2 separate regions of the Homo sapiens genome follow, and region 1 is linked to region 2. The links are chromatin loops, found by intact Hi-C in ENCODE. Cell type or tissue: PC-9. All regions are shown on one strand.

Region 1 (8,000 bases), 64 kb after region 2:
GATATGACTCTAAAATTCTTTCTTTTGCTCAATTTGTTGACCCATATTCATAAATTCCTTGTATCTGTCAGTGACCTGATCACACTTTGGGAGATCTCAAAATAATTTCCCAACTTTACTTTGCTGCCCATGTATCTTTATGTTTTCCATGAGGTGCCTTGTTATGTCCTTTCCCATTATATCCACTTGATATTTCAATCCTCCTTAGCTTTATGACTATTCCCTCTCCATTGTCCAAAAGTCAATGTTGTCACAAGATTTAGTTTTAGCTCTATCTCTATTGGCATAAATCTCATATTTTTCTCTTTACTGCTTCTGTTATTGCTTTAATCTATGAGAAAATCTTATGAAATAGATATTACTTTCATGATATAGATAAGAAGAAAATGACAACTTAAGAATATAGTTTGGTTTCCAAATATCAAATGTTTATTTACAGCCAAGCAAAGCCTTTTATTTGTATGTGTCAGTTTTAAGTTAATGTCTGCATTCTAATTTCTATGAGAACAAAGAACATATCTGCTTTTGTTCTTTATTGAATTATGGCACAGGAAAGAATGCATGTATGGTGAATGGAAGAATGACAGAATCAGAATCTAAAATATTCTTGTGATTTGTTCATGGTGGCTAGAACACAGGTATACCTTTGCATGTAGAAATGAGCTAGAAGAAAGTCATTTATATGTTATTGCATAGGAATTTTATTTTGTATCTGTAGTCAATAAGATGATATTGATAGGTTTTTTAACTATGTAACTAAAATGATAGTACTTGGCTTTTTTTAAAAAAAATAAAGACTACCCTGGCTATACTATGGCTCAAAGATTTAATGAGGAGGATAAAGGTAGGTAGGACAATTAGGAAACTGTTACTATTGTGCAAATTCTTGATGCAATTCTGAATTAATGCAGAAATTTTAAGTTTGAAAATAAGATTTGAGGAATGTTAGGAGACAAAGTGACAGAACTTGGTGGCAGACTGCATGTGGACGGTAAATGAGAGGAGTGATTGGGGTGGAATTGGTTATGGTTGATTATGTTATTCACTGGTATGTGAAATGCAGGATAAATATGAGGCTGGGGAAAAGGGAAAGGGATGATAATTTAGGATATTCAAACCTATGTTTTTTTTTTTTAGCAGGACCAAATGGATATCTATTAGATCAACATATGGGTCTGAAAATTAGGAGGGATAACTCTAGTAAGAACTACATGCTTGATAAATTCAATCCTCCATTTTCCTTATTTTATATTTTCCTTTGTCCAGATATCAGTATAGGCAAACCATGTGATTAACCAAGGCCTTTTTAAAAATCGTTGTTGCAATATGTATTTATACTAAAAAATAGTATACATGACTATTCCCACAATTAATGAACACTTAGACAAATATCTGCAACAGACCTGTGTGGGAAAAATCATGTAATTTTGTATTTTAGTGTTGTCATTTTTTAGCCTAAAAGGTATGTTAATAAGAAAAGAAAAATGAAATATCTGTTAAAATGCTTCTCACAATCCAAGAAAGCTCATATAACATTTTTAAACCACTTTATTGAGATATGCTTGATATGCAAAAGCTATACATATTTAATGTATGCCACTTGATGAGCTTGGAGATAAGTATACACCTGTGAAATCGTCACCACAATCCACACAGTAGACTTCTCCGTCACCTATAAAAGTTGTTTCCTGTCCTCTTATTTATTGTCACTATTATTATAAGAACACTTAACATAAGATCTACCCTCTTAGTGAATTTTTAAGTATCCAGTACATTATTGGTAACTATAGGCACTATAAATATTATCAGATATTTTAAAAATAAGTATAAAATGGAAAGTTGGAATATCTAAATAAAAGATCATTAAAAAGGAAAGATAGTATATAGCTACAATATTCTTTCTCATGAATGAAACATACTTAGTTTGGCTGATGAGGAATTTTACAGATTCATGATGCTTATTTTTTCTGTATCACAGAAATAGGTACTTGTAGTCATATAAGTATATCTGACACCATATGTTTACTGATATGACAAACTGAAAATCCACATTATTTATACAATATTCATCTAAAATATTTACATTGAATCTAATCAGAGAATACAGATAATTGAATATATTTAGAAAATTGTCTTAGACTTTAGAAAAATGCCAATGTCAACAAAACAAAATAACAAAAATATTACAAGGAAAATGTTATAAATTAAAAGAGCTTAAAAAGCATAACGACAAAAGAAAGTGTGAAACTTGATTGGATCATGAATACAAGAAACAAAAAAGGTATGGGAAACATTTTTTTGAAACAATCAGATAAATTTGAATATGGAGTATATAGTATTAGATAACATTTAGAATTAATATAAATTTTCTTAAGCATGCAAATAGTATTTTGGTTTTGTAGAAAAATTGTCTTATTCTTAGAAGATGCATTTCAAAATATTTATGGGTAAAATGTCTAATAAAGATTCAGCAAAACAAAACATAAAACTATGTTCATATATGTATATGTAAATGTATACATACATATGAGAAAGAAAGCAAACAGGACAAATAATTCAGAAAGGGGAAGGGTATAAAATGCGGGCTTCCATAACACTATATTCTTGAACTTCTGTAAGTTTTTAAATTAATTATCAAAATAAAAAGTTTGGGAAAAATAAACAATGTGTTTTTTTGGCAAAAGAAAATGTACAAATTTATCTGCAAATTTATTCATATTGCTTTATAAGGGAATTCTATCAAACAGTCCATGGGCAGAGCATTTCAAAATTACATAAACATTTTTAGAAAATTCTTTTCAATTTATTATTTGACAACTTTGACAACAAAATTTGACAAAGACAATGGCAGGTCAATCATCCTCACAGACATAAATATAAAAACCAAAGCCAAATATTAGCCAACCAATGCCAGCAATACATAAAATGCAAAAAGAGAAAAGGTTGGGGGGACTTTTGGGGGAAGATGGATTATCCCAACAATGCATGTTTAAAATACTACTAGAAAATCATTAACATTATTTACTACATTATCAAATTAAAAGAGAAAAATCAAAAGAATGTCAGGAGGTGCCAAAAAATAATTAAATAAAATTCCTTATCAATTCCTGATTGAAAAAACACCAATTAAAGTAGAAATAGAAGAGAATTTCCTTAGTCAGATAAACTGTAGGTACAAAAACCTTCAGTAACTATCATACCTAATGGCCAACATTTAGCATTGTTCACTAGAGATAGTGAACAAGGACTTATGATTAATAGGTTTCCTGTTAACAGAATAGACCCTAGAGTATGACATAGTTTCCTGCCCTTGACCTTCTCTTCAATACTCCTATCAGGGATTTTGGTGAAGGGGGATAAAGCAGGCATTTCAAACTTGAGATTCAGTTTGGAAGGATATAGTGACAAAACCAAGTCAGACTTCCAAATAACCTCTACTAGCAGAAATGCTTGCCGCAAATAAGCAAAATGGAATTTAATAAATATCTTTATTGAGGTTCAAAATCAATTAGATACACGTGGTTTGTGGGAGGATCTGTTTGGTAAGAGATGTGAAAAAAAGTAGAAAAACTTTAATTACCACAAGCTGAGTGTAGGCCAAAAAAAAAAAAGGAGGCAAACTAATCATGGTCTTTATTAAGAAAATTACTTATTTATAAACAAGCCCACCAGGAGTGAGGCAGGTCTAGGTGGCAGAATGTCAGTGCTGTTCATAAATCTGGTATCTACAGCATAATTTTCAGTACTGCATTTCGGAAAGACATTGGCTCTTACATGGGGTATGGTTCAGAGGACAAATAATCTAAAAATCATGTTCCACAAGAAAGGAGTAAAGGAGTGGATCATATTATACTTGAAATATTTCTTTAAAAGGATATGAGCACATTCTTCAAATAATAGAAAATACTTAAAGCTCACTATATATTAGTGTATGTTCTAGGTAATTTATATTTGTGATCTAATCCTCCCAAGTTTTAGCCCAATTTTATAATAGAGGAAACTGACTTTCAGTGAGACCAAATTTGATCAAGACACTTAGTCACAGTCAGAGATGAGTGCAAGCTCATATCTATTTAGTTCCAAAACATGATGAATCCAGCTATGTGATGGGCTGTCATGTGCAAAGGACAGAGAATTTTGATGTCACTCCATAAAAAGGAGAAATAATACATGGAACAAAATTAAGTTGGCTCAAAAGAGACTACCCTAAAAATCTTTTATACCAACAGTCTACCTGTGAATGATAAGCTGACACAGCAATACCAGTATGCCTCTGAAAGTACACTGCTTTCAAGGCCAGGTGTAGGGGCTCATGCTTGTAATTCCAGCAGTTTGTGAGACAGGCAGGAGGATTGCTTGAGGCCAGGAGGCCAAGGCTGCAGTGAGTCATGATCATGCTACTGCACTCAAGCCTGGCAACAGAGCTAGATTCTGTCTCAAAACAAACCAACAAAAAAAGTACACCGCTCTCATACTAATTTATAAAAAATGCATTTAAAATAATTTCTAAAGTGTTGAAACCATTTTGGTATTTATCAGTGCCTACTTAAAAAAGAAAGCGATATGACACAGCTTTAGTAAGAGTCAGAATACATAGTTTCTTTGTTTGAAGACAGATCTGAAACTTTGGATGATTATCATAATCTCTATTGGATTCATTTTTCTCACGCATAGACTGAAGAGATGTGCATAGCTGGTTGATTTCTAAGGTTTCTTTCTACTATACAATTATGTGATTTTTAAGACCACCTACAAAAAAAAATCTTATGTGTGATTACAAGTCACAATGTTGTAATCTCATTTTGCCTGTTTGAACAAGTCATCCAAAATGAGCAATCAAGCCTTGTGTGTGTTCAATTGAAGTTCAGTTACATGTATAAATATTGGGTAGATTTAAAATTCTTTTTAATATTTTCAGATTTAAAAATGTAGAACAGGATTCCTTACTTATTCTTATTAAAAATAAAATAATTTATGAGTATCTAAGTATGAATTAAGTATAAATTTAAATATTTAATTATTTGTAACATTATCTATTTCAAAGAAACAGATGCATATCTTGTTAAAATTCTCTTGGTACCCCTTGACCCAGAAACTAATATTAGCGATGACCACAATTTGGAAGGAAGAGATTATTTCAGGACACCATCAGCGGATGTGAACATGCTGTTATAATGTCTATATTTGGCTCTGTAACATGATCTAATCTCACAAGACTGAAATGACTATTGTGAACTATGACCTAGAATTATTGTGAGAATGGGGCTCAATAATTTATTTTTGAAATAACTTTGCAATAGAGTTCCAAATAATAAATGAGATTTTAAGTAGATAGGCTTTTCTTTAGGAATTTTCCTCTTAATGCTGTAATTGACTATACTGGACCTTTACATAGAAGACTGAAGTCACTACATAAAGCAAGGATGGTACAGACACCTTTTTAAAGGCTTTCAAGGGAAAATATTAACTTTTAATATGTAGTTTCATTTAAAAGTACATGCCATTTTTAAAAAAGTGATTGATTATTCTGCTTACCTTAAACACAGCATGAATTACCAGCTAAGTTACAAATAATTGTTATACAATAACATACCCTGTAGCCTTAGAAATACTTTTGGAAATGCCACAACTTAGTGTTATCTGTATGATTACCAAATGGCCATATTTATGAAGTACAGAAGACCATTCTGAATGTACATTAACTGACACAGTCTAAAAGTCACTTTTTTCACAAATTTATAAATTTTCAACTAGTCAATAACATATAGTGAATAAAATAAAATTCGGTTGTGATTTTTTAATCTGCCTAAAAGTGGTTCTTAATCAATAAAATATTTCTCTATAATACATATGCTGATACAATTCTAGAAAATCATTGACACACTTTTTCTCATTAGGCTCAATATCTCAAGATAGACAATTCATTTAAAAGAAAGTGGTCTAAATTATTTTCACTTTATTGTAGAAATTATATCATCTTTTAAATAAATTTAACTGACATTCAGAAATGAGACTTTTTTCTCATTTCTAGTTGAATACTTTGGTTGAACAAAATACAACATTAAACATACCTGCATGAGCAAGTACTGCAGTTCCTACTGAGCCCATTGACTTTTCTTCCACATCCCCACTGCTCTGTAATTTAAGACAGTGTGTGTGTATATATGTATGTATATACGTATATGTATATACGTATATGTATATACGTATATGTATATACGTATATGTATATACGTATATGTATATACGTATATGTATATACGTATATGTATATACGTATATGTATATACGTATATGTGTATATATATAGAGAGAGAAACAAGATATTCTGATATTCTGTCATTTGTACAGGATGATGCTAGAATTTCGAATATTCAGTTCCATTGTTAGAGATTTTAAAATAAAACCTATCAAGGACAGTTTTATAATATTATTGTATGACTTTTCCCAAAGTGATGCACTTCCTACAGCAAAATAGTGAGTTATTTAAAGCCAGCAAACCAGACTATTGTGCAAAGCTCATTCATTTTTGAATGAGTTGCCACTCTCACAAACAATTCTCAGCCATGCAAAATGATAGGGTCAGTTGTCTTCGGAAAATGGGCAAGATGATTTTATTTTATTCTCAACTGTTTCATTCTTGGGCATTGCAGCCTCTAGTAAATGAGATGGTTATACCCAATCTGTCAGTTTGTGTTTGATTATGTAAAGAAATTTTAGCAAGTTACTTTGATTTTTGCATCTATCAACTTTGTTGTCATATTTCACTATCAGTGATGGAGAGCCAACTAGCATAAAATCATGGAGAGGTGTGTTCTTGAAGTTTTCCCAAGGGAAAGAATCTATATATCACCACCAGAAAATGAAACATAATTTCCCATAGCTTTACCACTCTTATTTCCTCACTATCACATAAGGTGGACAGCTGTTTCAGACAACTGCAGAAACTAGATATATTTACATATGGCTATGACCAAAAAAAAAAAAAGAAAAGTTGTCCTGAATAGAACTAAATTTAGGTGTAGCTATATCTGTTCATCGAGGCTTAAGAAAACATTGTAAATCATGCAGAAACATTTCAGTGAGGAAAAAATGATGCGCAGTACAAAGGACAAAATCTCATTTCTGAAGTATGAGTCAAAGAATTCATTTGTTTTATTGAGATTCTACTGAGTTAGGCACTGTTCTAGGTGCTTTGGCTAAATCAGTGAACAAAGCAGATAGAGATTCTTTGCAACGTGAAATTTACTTTGCAGTGATGAAAGGAACATTTTTAAATAATATATGAATTATTCCTAAGCATGTAGAAGAAGAAAAGTGTTAGGAGAAAAGTGTTAGGAAAGAAGTGAAGGTAGAATAGGGAAATGAAGACTGAGTGGGTGAGAGTCGAATTAGAAATTTAAATAGGGTGGGTTGGGTGCAGTGGCTCATGCCTACAATCCCAGCACTTTGGGAGGCCGAGGCAGGCAGATCACTTGAGGCCAAGAGTTTGAGACTAGCCTAACCAAAATGGTGAAACCCTGTCTCTACTAAAAATACAAAAATTAACTGGGCATGATGGCGCACACCTGTAATCCCAGCTACTCAGGAGGCTGAGGCAGGAGAATCGCTTGAACCCAGGAGGCAAAGGTTGCAGTGAGCAGAGATCTTGCCACTGCACTCCAGCCTGGGTGACAGAGCGAGATTCCATCTCAAAAAGAAAGACTCTTCTGGATATTGGCCTAGGCAAAGAATTTGTGACTAAGACTTCAAAAGCAAGTGTAACAAAAACAAAAATAGGCCAATGGGACAAACGAAAAGCTCTGCACAGAAAAAGAAATAATCAACAGAGTAAACAGACGTCTAAAGAATGGGAGAAAACATTTGCAAGCTATGCATCAAACAAAGGACTAATACCCAGAATCTACAAGGAATTCAAACAACTCAACGAGAAAAAAGCAAATAGCTCCATCAAAAAGTGGGCAAAGGACATGAACAGATATTTTTCAAAGAAGACATAC
Region 2 (8,000 bases):
ATAAACTCCAACAGTTTTCAACCAAGTACAGCAAAAATTAAGTATGAAGTTTTAAAATATATATACAGATGGCTGGGTCATTACTTGGAGACTCTGTTTAGTAGGCTAAGTGTGCTGCAGAGAGATTGACAAAAATAAAATAAACAATAACAAAAACACCTTGACAACTAGAATTTTAAAACATTGATCTGGTTATTGGAGTATCTAAGTTTAAAATAGATTATTTCCTCCTGAAATAATCTGGTGATCCTGCTGGAAATAATAATCTATTCTAAACATACAAAAAGTGTAATATCCAGCCAAAAAGAAAAAGTCAGGAGTTTACTTTATTTGTGCTGTTTCCATAAATTCTAGGAGAAATAAAACAACAAACAGGATAATAGAGAGTATATACATTAAAGAGTACCTTTGGGATATTTTCTGAAACAACTAAAATCAGACAATTTGTTTGTTTTAAGTTTGCCTACCAAGTTTTTGATACTTCTGCCTTCAAGAGGTAGATCTTAATTCCTTTCCTCCTGGGTGTGGGGGCTGAACATGGTGACTTATTTTTCTGAGGTGACTGTGTTTAAGGGAGAGACTGCAACGCTGCAGCAAGCATGTACAATAAAATACTCCACCAATCTTTCTCCAAGGGGACCTCAAACCATTTACCAGAATAGTTGTGCAAAAGGTAGGGAAATTACCTAGACCTTTTCAGGGCCTCAACATATAATTTGTCATTGATAACCTGGAGACATAAAAGGAAGCATGACTCCCCAGTTAGGGTATGGGTTGAAGTAGATACAGGTGATAAAAAAGACTCTAAAGCCCAAGTCCAAGACACTCTGTGGTTATTTCCTTGATCTCTAAGTGCTGAACTGGGGTGGATACATTCTGCAGCTGACAAAATTTTTATATTGGTTTCTTGGCCTGTAGAATGAGTCGTTAGCATATACTAACGACTTAGCATAGGATAAGAAAAAACAAGAGAATCGGATAGCATAGGATAAGAAAAAACAAGAGAATGCCCATAGAATTTCTCACTTCTGAGACTTCAGAAACAAAACCATATTCTGAGTAGAATTGCAAGGTTTAGTACCCTCCTCAAAAATTTACGTGTGATGGTTATCCTGACATTCCCATTTAATTCATTTGAACGGCTTTTGCAAAAACTCTATGGCTGGCAATGGTCTACCACAGACTTAACCGGGTGGCCTCCATTGCAGCTGCAATGTGGATGTGTTGTTTTTATTTGAACACATGAACACAACATATGATACTTAGTGTATATCTATTGATCTGGCATATATATATATATATATATATATATATATGTATTTATATATATATATATGTATTTATATATATATATGGCAATCCCCATCAATAAATACAATAAATAAATCATTATGCTCTTACATAGGAAGGGCAGCGGGCTATGATCATGGACCAGGCTATGTTAAATTGCTTGCTGTCTGTCTCTTTCATAATACAGTACACAGGATGCATAATCATCTTTACATTCTGCAGAATGTCACTCTGTCTACAGTGAAAGAGAATATAACATTATGCAAATTGGACCAGGTAAGTATAAAGTACAAGTATTCTAAGCCTAGTTAGACACAGTGATATTGTGATTTATAATTTAAAAAATATACATTTGGTCTTTGTCCCATTTCTGGCGCAGAGTTTCTAAAACACTTAGAATTTCCTAAGTGATAAGAGCAATAAAGGTAAAGGAGCATTTTCTATTATTCATAATAATCCCTTTTTAACCACATCTGAGTTTATGTTAATGAGGTGATTTTTTGAAAACTCACTAGACCTAAGAAAAGAGATAGACAGCAACATAATAATAGTGGGGTTGGGGAAGAGTGGCCAAGAAGGCCGACTAGAAGTAGTTAATGTGTGTGCCTCTCATGGAGAGGAACAGAAGAGGTAAGTAAATACAACACCTTCAACTGAAACATCTAGGTACTCACATTGGAACTAATCAAGGAAACAATTCAGACCAAGGAGAATGGAGAAAGGCAAGGCTGGGTGAAGGCCCACGCAGGGAGCCAAAGAGAAGCTCCCCTGCCCTGAGAAGCAGTAAAAGAATGTGCGACCCTGGAAACCCATGCTTCTCCCATGGATCTTTGCAACTCTCAGGTCAGGAGGTCCCCTCATGAACCCAGCCCACCAGGGCCTTCAGTTTGACACAAAGAGCTATCTGTCTCAGCAAAGGAGCCACTCATGCATGCATGGAGACGCGGGAGCTTTAAATACTCTGGCTTTCTGGGCATCCCAGCAAAATTAGCTGCAACTTTGTCAAAGTGGGAGGTTAGACCCCTGTACATACCCCTAGGAAAAAGGCTGAATCCAAGGGGCTGAGCAGTGATGGTTTGCAGGTTCTGCTTGGAACAGAACCTTATGTTGCAGGATAAGACACGCTGGCTTGGAATTCCAGCCAGCCATTGGTAACAGCATTGTGCTTCCCTGGGACTCAGCTCCCAGGGGCAGGGGCAGGCCGCCATCTCTGCTGTTTGGGTGGCTTAGCCATTATGGCCTTTGGGCTTTGGAGAGTCCAAACCAACTGAGAGCAAAAGGGATTCCCCCAGTGCAGCACAGCTGCTCTACCAAAACATAGTCAGACTGCTTCTTTAAGTGGGTCCCCAATCCCGTTACTCCTCAGTAGGTGGGACCTCCCAACCAGGGCCTCCAGCCACCCGCACCAGTGTTCTCTGGCCAACAGAGATTTAAAGACTCCCTGGGACAGAGCTCCCAGAGGGAGGGGCAGGCCACCATCTTTGCTGTTTGGGCAACTTAGCCTTTCCAGCCTTCAGGCTTTGGAGAGCCCAAGCTGACCAGGGTTAGAAGTGGTACCCCAGCACAGCACAGCTGCTCTACAAAAATGTGGCCAGACTGCTTTCTAAAGCAGGCCTCAATCCCATTCCTCATCGCTAGGTGGACCCTCCTAATGGGTCTCCACCTATCCCCACCAGTCTTCTCCAGCTGACAGAGGTTTCAGGCCTCCCTGGGACAGAGATCCCAGGGAGAAGGGTGGGCCTCTATCCTTGCTGTTTGGGTGACTTAGCCGTTCCAGCCTTCAGGCTTCAGAGTGTCTGAGGTGACTGGGGGCTGAAGAGGACCCTAAGCACAACACAGCTGCTTTACAAAAACATGGCCAGACTACCTTTTTATGTGGGTCCCTGACCCCATTTCTCCTGACTGGGTGAGACCTCCCAACTTGGGTCTCCAGCTACCTCCTACACGTGTGTTTGTGCTGACAACAGGCCCATACCTCCCTGGGACAGAGCTCCCAGAGGGAGGGGCAGGCTGCCATCTTTTCTGTCTCACAGCCTTCATTGATGATATCTCCAGGTACTAGAAAATCTGAGGTGACTAGGGACTGGAGTAGACCCCCAGCATAGCACAGCAGCCCTAAGGAAAAGTGGCCAGACTGTTACATGGATACCTGTTCCCCTGTCTCCTTACCAGGCAGGTCCTCCAGGTCTGGGCCTCTAGCCACTTTCTGCCAGAGTGACTGAGCCAGTAGCAACTCAGCAGCTCCCCAGACAGAGCCTTTAGAGGCAAGTGAAAGCCTCTCTGCCACTGCCTCTGCAGTGGAAACATTCTTGCTACCCTTGAATTAATAAAGGAGCGAAGACCCTAAGTACCTTGTCCACACCTCCAATAGGCTGCAGTCGAACCAAAGAGACAAGGCAAGTCCATCTCCCACAGTAGGGTCCCACATACCCACAATTCTTGTCACCAGAGAGGGAACCCCTGGCTTGGGCCCACAGCACAGAACAGGGCTGATTACACTGAGCGATTGCTAACCTGTGTCTTTCTGGGGTTGAGCCCCCAGGAGACAAGTAAAGTGATGGATCAGCAAGCCAGCTCATGTTGTGCCCAGAGGGTTTGGTGCAGGAGAGTTTGTAGTTGGGAAGTGGCCAGGGATGGCCATCCCCCTAGGCTCGACTTGCTCCATAAAAGACATTAGCCCTTGGGGAATTATCAAACCTGATCTCTGTGGGGAAGTCTTGTACATCAGATAGGGCTGGTCTGACCTGAGAACTCCTTAGTCTGCTGGCCTCTCTTGGGGCCCCAGCCTGGCCACGCCTACTTACAAGGAAGTCTTGGGTGCCCTGGGGGCCCATACCATAGATAGCTTCTGTGCTAGTGAACCATGCCTGACCAGTGAAGAGTTCCAGCAAGGCAACCCCTAAGGCCATGCACCAGCCCTCACATTTTCTCCCCAGACTGCAGCTTCCCCTGTGCCCATGGCATTTCCCCACATCACTTTGCTGGCACAAGTTTGTACAGGCGGGTTTTGCTTTAATTGCCCCACCAGTACATGGGAGTGCAATATTTCCTCTGACTCCTGTCGACCAGCATTGCAAAAGGAGCCTTGGTGAGCATACAGCCAGCAAGCCCCATCCCTGCCAGCACCCTGCTTTTGTGCTAATGGTGCACAGAGAACAGGGGATCCTCCCACGCAGGTGGTCAGCACCCCATCCCAAACCAACACCACATCCTGTGCAACAGCATACAGTCTCCATCGGGGCACCACCCGCTCCCCCTCCAACTGCCTTGCATCTGCCACTGTGGTGAATGCCCACAGGGAGGCAGGCACCCCTATACCCACTAACACTTGGTTGTGGCTGCTGCACCTTGGTCACCTTGGTCCCCCTGGCATAGTAAACTTCAAACCTCAAGGAGCCAGAAAACAAAGTCGGGGCTCAATACAAGTCCCCCAGAATTACAGCATGCAGTCCAGGAGTTGGGAGCTGAAAGTTCACTCCCTAAAATCCTCCAGAAATGAAGCCAGTTAGCTGAATCCACCTTATATCACAATCAAACCCTCAAGGTCATCAGATAAGATAAAAGAAAAAAAAACCCATCCAAAGGTCAGCAACCTCAAAGTTTGAAGGTAGATAAGCCCACAGAGATGAGAAATAATCAGCACAAGAATGCTGAAAACTAATAAAGCTAGAGTGCCTCCTTTCCTCCAAATGACTGCATCACCTCTCCAGTGAGGGTTCAAAATTTGGCTGAGGCTCAGATGGCTGAAATGACAGAAGTAGAATTCAGAACATGGATAGGAACAAAGTTCACTGAGCTACAGAAGTACACTATAATCCAGTGCAAGGAAGTGAAAGATAAAATAAAACATTGCAGGAGCTGACAGACAAATAGCCAGTATAGAGAAGAAAATAAGCAGTCTGACAGAGCTGAAAAAACACACTACAAGAATTTCATAATGCAATCACAATTATTAATAGCAGAATAGAACAAGCAGAGGAAAGAATCTCAGAGCTTGAAGACTGTCCTTCTGAAATAAGACAGGCAGACAAGAAGAGGGAAAAAGAGTGGAAAAAAAAATGAACAAAACCTCCAAGACATATGGGATCATGCAAAGAGGCTAAGCCTATGACTGATTGGTGTACCTGAAAGAGATGGGAAGAACAGAACCAACCTGGAAAACGTATTTTAGGATATCATCCATGAGAACTTCCCCAACATAGCTAGAAAGACCAACTTTCAAATTCAGGAAATGGAGAGATCCCCAGTAAGATACTCCATCAGAAGATCATCCCCAAGACACATAGTCATCAGATTCTCCAAGGTCAAAATGAAAGAAAAAATGTTAAAAGGCAGCTAGAGAGAAAGGCCAGGTCACCTACTAAGGTAAGCCTGTCAGACTAACAGCAGACCTCTCAGTTGAACCCTACAAGCCAGAAGAGATTGGGGGCTAATATTCAACATTCTTAAAGAAAAGAAATTTCAATCCAGAATTTCATGTGGCCAAACTAATCTTCATAATTGAAGAAGAAATAAGATCCTTTTCAGGCAAGCAAATGCGGAGGGAGTTCGTCACCACCAGGCCTGCCCTGCAAGAGCTCCTGAAGGAAGCACTAATTATGGAAAGGAAAGACCTTTACCAGCCACTAGAAAAACACACTGAAGTACAAAGACCAGTGACACTATAAAGCAACCACATAAACAACTCTGAAAAATAACCAGCTAACATCATTATGACAGGTTCAAATCCACACATATCAATAATAACCTTAAATATAAATGGGCTAAATGTCCTAATTAAAAGACACAAAGTGGCAAGCTGAATAAAGAACCAAGACCCATTGGTATGCTGTCTTCAAGAGACCCATCTCACATGCAATGACATACATAGGTTCAAAATAAAGGGATGGAGAAAAATCTACCAAGCAAATGAAAAACAGAAAAAAGCAGGGTTGCAATCCTAGTTTCTGACAAAACAGACTTTAAACCAAAAAAGAGTAAAAAAAAAAGACAAGGGCATTATGTAATTGTAGAGGGTTCAATTCAGCAAGAAAACCTAACTATCCTGAATATATATCCTAAATATATATGTTCTAAATATATATCCTAAATATATATCCTAAATATATATATATGTTCCCACACAGGAGCACACAGGAGCACCCAGATACATAAAGCAAGTTCTTAGAGACCATCACAGAAACTTAAACTTCCACCTAATAATAGTGGGAGAGTTTAACACCCCACTGACAATATTAGACACTTCATTGAGAGAGAAAATTAACAAAGATATTCAGGACATGAACTCAGCTCTGGATCAAATGGACCTATGGACACACAGAACTCACCACCCAAAAACAGCAGAATATACATTCTTCTCATTGCCAGTGGCACATACTTTAAAATCAATCACATTGTCAGAATAAAACACTCCTCAACATATGTAAAAGAACTGAAGTCATAACAAACAGTCTCTTGGACAGCACAATCAAATTAGAAATCAAGACTAAGACATTCACTCAAAACCATACAATTACATGAAAATCAAATGACCTGTTTTTGAATGACTTTTGTTTTTGTTTGTTTGTTTGTTTCTTTGAGACAGGGTCTCGCTCTGTTCCCCAGGCTGGAGTTCAGTAGTGCAATCTCAGCTCACTGTAACCTCCACCTCCTGGGTTCAAGCAATTCTCCTGACTCAGCCTCCTGAGCAGCTGGGATTACAGGCATGTGTCACCACACCCAGTTAATTCTGAATGACTTTTAGGTAAATAATGAAATAAAGACAGAAATCAAGAAGCTCTTTGAAACAAATGAGAACAAAGATACAACATACTAGAATCTCTGGGACACAGCTAAGGCAGTGTTAAGAGGGAAATTTATAGTACTAAATGCCCACATCAAAAAGTTAGAAAGATCTCAAGTTAACAATCTAACATCACAACTAAAACAACTAGAGAACCATGAACAAACATATCCCAAAGCTAGCAGGAGACAAAAAATAACCAAAATCAGAGTTAAACTGAAGAAGATAGAGACAAAAAAAAAACACCATTCAAAAGATCAATGAATCCAGGAGCTGTTTTTTTGGTGCAAAAATGAATAAAATAGACTGCTAACTAGACTAACAAAAGAAGAAAATAGAGAAGATTCAAATAAGCACAATCAGAAACAACATGGGGGATATTACCACTGACCCCATGGAAATACAAACAGCCATCAGAGAATATTAGGAACACTTCTATGCATATAAGCTAGAAAATTTAAAATAAATAGATAAATTCTTGGGCATATCCATCCTCCTAAGATGGAACCAGGAAGAAACTGAATCCTTGAACAGAACAATAAAGTGCTATGAATAAATAACCTACCAACCAAAAAAAGCTGAGGAACAGATGGATTCACAGCTGATACATTCAGATGTACAAAGAAGAGATGATACCATTTTTACTGAGACTATTCCAAAAAATTGAGGAGGAAGGACTTCTCCCTACCTCATTCTGTGAGGCCAGCATCATCCTGAAACCAAGAGCTGGCGGAGATACAACAAAGAAAGAAAACTTCAGGCCAATATCCTTAATAAACATCAATGCAAAAATCCTCAACAAAGTGCTTCAAACTGAATCCAGCTGCACATCAAAAAGCTTATCTAACACAATCAAGTAGGCTTTATCCCTGGGATGCAAGGTTGGTTCAACATACACAAATCAATAAATGTGATTCATCACAGAAAC

The links. Peaks named below come from ENCODE experiments on the same cell type or tissue, not always from the same donor. Only the 100,000 strongest peaks of a DNase experiment are listed, where the experiment ranks them.
Region 1: it touches region 2 in a loop (6-fold over the local background); 3 of 110 quality-filtered maps call a loop at or near these places.

The regions. Positions count from the first base shown.
Region 1 is chr7:80,495,842-80,503,841 of GRCh38, reverse strand. All of the region lies in intron 1 of GNAT3 (G protein subunit alpha transducin 3), which reads left to right. All of the region lies in intron 2 of LOC107986812 (a long non-coding RNA gene), which reads right to left. Among named protein-coding and RNA genes, the nearest start is that of GNAT3, 12 kb to the left of the region's middle. In PC-9, no CTCF peak of the experiment used is centred here; a DNase peak (open chromatin) is centred at 4,411; H3K4me3 peaks cover 336 bases; H3K27ac peaks cover 2,165 bases.
Region 2 is chr7:80,560,224-80,568,223 of GRCh38, reverse strand. No RefSeq gene overlaps it. Among named protein-coding and RNA genes, the nearest start is that of GNAT3, 52 kb to the right of the region's middle. In PC-9, no CTCF peak of the experiment used is centred here; a DNase peak (open chromatin) is centred at 4,103; H3K27ac peaks cover 533 bases.